Linked DNA regions of Homo sapiens: region 2 is linked to region 1. The links are chromatin loops, found by intact Hi-C in ENCODE. Cell type or tissue: endothelial cell of umbilical vein. All regions are shown on one strand. Region 1 overlaps NLGN1 (neuroligin 1). Region 2 overlaps NLGN1 (neuroligin 1).

Region 1 (2,500 bases):
AGCTATGATTGAGCCACTGCACTTCAGCCTGGGCCACAGGGTGAAACCCTGTTTCTAAAAAAAAAAAAAAAAAAAAAAAAAAAAAAAATAGAATTATCCACAGAATCTAATTATCTGATATAATTCTCAATAGACTGAAAACACAACATGCATGTCACTTTAGGAATATACAGTGTTTATTATCTTGAACTAAAATGTCAGAAATGTGATCAGCCAAATAAATTAGGCTCTAAGGCCTTAACATGATCATAATTCTAAAGCCATCAATATTATAAAACCAAATGTTATTAACAAAACCAATAAAGGAATTTCCTAAAATGAAAAAATGTAATTATAAGATGCTTTCTGATTATTTCTGCAGGAATAGCAGACATCCAGGACTTTCATTAGCTTTAGTATTTAATAATTAAAATATAACCGCAAAGTCTACTTGATGTGCTCACAGAAAGAAGTAACACTAGATAACCGGTAATATTATATCTTTTGTCATTTGATATGTCAAATGACATAAAACCTAGTCATTTAGGTTTTATGCTCATTCACTAGATTTAGTACATCTAAACTGAAAATGCACTATCCATCAAACAATGTTTTTATTTTCTTGTTGAATTTGGTGGTATGGACAATGCTTTTTTGCAGGAATTTTTACACAAACAGTGTTCCTCCCCCGTGACAAATGTCAAAGGCCATAATTTTATTACCTTTGGGACCATATGCATTTTTGAAGACTGAATAAATTAGTCACTATTAAGAGAGCTGCATTCTAATACACAGCAAAAATGGTTTATATACAGAAGAGTGAACTTGAAAAGTGGTGTCATAAACATGCACCAAGATTTCAAGGTGAAGTTAGGAACCTCCTTGAATCTTACCCAGGAGAAAAAGTGGTACACTTGCAGGCAATATGCCTGAAGCTCTCCTGGAACAGTATCTTCCACTTTCACCACCCAGGCCCTCTGTTGTGGAGAAAAGAGTGTATCCTTCCTCCCTGACAGTACAGCTGCTGAAAGCTACTGCAGAAAAGGGAACAATGATTAGAGAAAAGGGAAAGGGAAAGAGAGAAGGAATGAAAAGGCATTAAGCTTATCAATTCCAGTGATAATTCAGAAGCTCTAAATGAGATTTTCCTTCTAAAATGTAATTACCCCTATAAAATAGAAAATAAGAACAACCATTCCTGAAAGTTTTGCAAGATTTTCAAAAAAATATCTATTCTAAATGCATTTATAACTCAAGCACCACCTGCTGGTTCAAATTGGATCTTCCCACTCACTCAACAACTCCAATCAGCCAAGAAGACAATTCAAGTTTTCATAGGAATGAAGCAAGAAGACTACTGATTTTTAAAACCAGATTTAAGTTGTTTTGCTAAAATGTATAACCAGCTTTATATTTCCATCTCGTATTTAAACCAAAAACATTAAAAATGTACTGTTATAAAAATTGAAAGATAATTTTTGATATAAAAGGTATAATCTGTACATACCATATTTGTATATATTTCTGTGGTTCATCACCAATACTCTCATTAACTACTGTTACAAACATTATCTTGCTAATGTTTATTTTTATTATCATAATAATTTTATAATACATGAAACTTTCAAATATCTTAATAAAAATAAACTGATATGTTTTACCACACAGACTAAATAAACATCTACTAATAAAAGTCACTATCAAATGAAGAGGCTTGTAGAAATGACTCACTGTAATTTAGCTAGTTACCTTTTCCAGTTCTTCAACAATGAAAATTTAATTCTTTGAGAATGTGTCTTAGAATTAGGTCACTGAATCAATTTTGCATTTGTTTAAAAAACCGTCACTTTTTGCCTCTTTCACAGAAAAACTAACCTAAACTAAAATAAAAATAACTATTTTCACTGTAACTACTGAAATATACAGCTGGTTATCTCATGAATGAAACTGCAACTACCCACCCCGAACCCAGCCGCAAAGTGTCCCTGTTACATAAATGTTTCTAATGTATTAAAAGCAGCTATGTGCAGCACTTACAGACACGGCCTCAAAGCCTAACTAGTAGCAGCATCTTAGGGCTACATTAACTGTGTATCCTAGGCAACCAAGTCATGGCTAAAGCATCACAGTGTTTGTTTAAAACGTGATGTGGAAAGCAATCAGAGGAGCTTCAATTCCAGGGAAATTCCTTTTCAATGTAAGCCTCACACTGTATCAGAGTGGTGCTGTTTGCACCATTATAATTAAGAATGTGTCACCATATTCATTATTTTCAAGGTTTTGTAACTCAGCTGTAAAAAATTAGTCATAGTAATTAAAAGATGGAAAACATCTAGTTATGCTAAGATGTCCTACTGGGGCATTTAAGGTCCTAGTGAAGGGGGTTTAAGCAATTTAAATGAGAGATAATATTTTATCTTAACTACCTTAAAATACTATCCTAACCACTGGTATATTAGAGGTATGTTTGAAAATAATTGTAAACAACAATTTAGTTTGTACTTTTCTTAATAAAAATATA
Region 2 (2,500 bases), 360 kb before region 1:
AATGGCAAATTGTTGTGACAAGTGTTTTTAACAGGAAGCAAACATAGCTCTTAGAGCATATATGAAGAAATGAAAACTTTTTTGCCAAAATCCTCATTTCATCTTCCACAAAATTTTCCCTGACATTGTTAAAATGACTCCCAATCTTATGCCTATACCTACAGTACCTGTTCCCCATTTTTGGTGAAATTATTCTTTATTTTCTATCATACTTGGATATTTTCCTCTACATGTCTTCTTTCCCCTGGTTTAGCTTATGTGTCTCTCCCCAGCTCATAATTTCCTCCTTCCATTCACCAGTTCAGTACCGTCTTACAAGCTCTGAAGAGTCATCTGTTTCTGGTGCCTTCTCAGTGCAACTCCATTTTATAGCACATATTCATGGGCTAAGAGGAATGCTTTGCACAAACATATTCCTTTTATTTATCTCTTCATACATATTTATATTCTATGCACTTTTATTTGTAATAGTAATTTGGACATATTTATCTTTATATGTTGAAAGATTATAAGCTGGGAGAGGGTCAGAGATTTATTTTTAAAATTCATTTACTCCAAAACTTCCTTAGTACAGTACTCTTAAAATAGATTTGATTGATTGCTCTTCCCTTTGGGACTTGGCCATGTTTGGGGAGGCTTATAACAGTAGTAAAATAATCAAAGCCTACATGGCAGGAAGAGGCAGCGGAGCCACTAATTAGTAATTAATGAATTAGAAATTATCTTTTAAACATAACCATTTATTTAACTTGTAACTAGGTAGGATTTAAGTTTTACAGTATCTTAAATGCAAAAATAAAATACCCTAAACTTTATATATTACTTTTATAAAACCAGTCACTGTAACAAAAATATGTATTTGGTTCCTGAGAAGGAAAATAAATGATTCATCAACCTATGTTTAAAAACAGTATTTTTGGATTAAAAATCATGGTAGCTGCAGCATGACCTCTTCGTTAATTTGTTGTGAATGAACAAACAATAGTTCTGGATCTATTTTGGAAGCAGCATGGTCCCTGACTAAATACTATAGTACATTAGTTAAAGAAAATATTTGTGCCACAGGCAAAGTTTGAAGGCAAGCCTATTATTAATTTGAGTTTTTCTTTTAAGTAACTGAAAGGCATTTGTTTTCAACAGGTGTTAAGTCAGCATAAATCACTTAGAGAAATTTTTAAAAACTCAGAGTAGAATGCATTCTATAATTTTTGAATAAATATAGAAACCGCCTGATGGTTATAAGAGAAAGCTATAAACACAAATAGCTGTTTTAAAAGGTTTCACTGGAGATGACCAATGTTGAAGCCCTTGAATCATTCGTCAGACTGATTAGAGATTAACTCAAATTTCATCTTGATTTTACAACTCCAGGTTAATTTTCTTCAGGCACCTGGTCATCTAAAATCAATCACTGCCCTGGGAAGGTCAGAGCTGTCTGAAAAAGAGAAATCCTGCCTCCTGGCTGCAGCACTGTACTTCTTCAGCTGCAAGAACTGATGGTCTAGCAATGCATCAATGTCACAATGTTATTTACAATTGTTAAAATCCAGTGGGGATGGCAAGTATCTTTGAAGGCAAAAATTACTACTCTTAGTTTAGAAGGAATAAGAATCCCCTGGATGTGCCAGAATGAAGCCTGACGCCAGCATTTCTAAGAATCTCCCTGATGATGTTTATACTGCTGGTCTGAGAACCACACTTCGAGTAGCAAGGGGCTGAATCATCTGTGGCTTTCTGGAAGATTGCCATAACATTCTGAAAAAAAAAAAAATCATTGTTTTCTTAAATTTCACCTTCCGTCACGTACAAATATTGCCATTTCTCTTGGGGTTTTGATCTTTATGTGTCTCTATATTCAACCTGAGTTTTACTGGTTTGGTTAGACAATTCCTTTCAATTTGGTTCTCAAATGACCAACCTTCTCAGTGTATGAACTTGTCCAAGCATTCTTTCTCCCTTGAAATATCTTTGCGGGTGGGACTTTCTGGAGCAATAAACAATTACTGTCTTAGTCTCTTTTTCTTTTTTCTTTTTTTGAGACAGAGTCTCGCTCTGTCCCCCAGGCTAGAGTGCAGTGGTGCGATCTCAGCTCACTGCAAACTCCACCTCCCAGGTTCAAGCGACTCTCCTGCCTCAGCACCCCAAGTATGTGGGATTACAGGCACCTGCCACCACGCCAGGCTATTTTTTTTGTATTTTTAATAGAGACGAGATTTCATCATGTTGGCCAGGCTGGTTTTGAACTCTTGACCTCAAGTGATCTGCCCGCCTCAGCTTTCCAAAGTGCAAGGATTACAGGTGTGAGCCACCTCGCCCGGACCTTAGTCTCTTTTTCTTTCTTTTTTCTATTTAAAATTCTAACACAAAATAATTTACATTAGGTAAACAGAACACTTTGCTGGTTCACATACAGAAAAAGTGATTACATTTTTTAATAAGGCAGTTCAATAAATAAAGGCTTGCTTTTCATTAAGATAAATTTCATTATAGAACTGCCTTT

Evidence for each region. Peaks named below come from ENCODE experiments on the same cell type or tissue, not always from the same donor. Only the 100,000 strongest peaks of a DNase experiment are listed, where the experiment ranks them.
Region 2: it touches region 1 in a loop (3-fold over the local background); 1 of 110 quality-filtered maps calls a loop at or near these places.

What each region holds. Positions count from the first base shown.
Region 1 is chr3:173,731,970-173,734,469 of GRCh38, reverse strand. The region is part of intron 3 of NLGN1 (neuroligin 1); the gene reads right to left. All of the region lies in intron 1 of LOC105374225 (a long non-coding RNA gene), which reads left to right. Among named protein-coding and RNA genes, the nearest start is that of NLGN1-AS1, 190 kb to the left of the region's middle. In endothelial cell of umbilical vein, a CTCF peak has its summit at 1,250 (motif pointing left); a DNase peak (open chromatin) is centred at 1,249; H3K27ac peaks cover 383 bases.
Region 2 is chr3:174,090,009-174,092,508 of GRCh38, reverse strand. All of the region lies in intron 4 of NLGN1 (neuroligin 1), which reads right to left. Among named protein-coding and RNA genes, the nearest start is that of NLGN1-AS1, 170 kb to the right of the region's middle. In endothelial cell of umbilical vein, a CTCF peak has its summit at 1,492; a DNase peak (open chromatin) is centred at 1,708.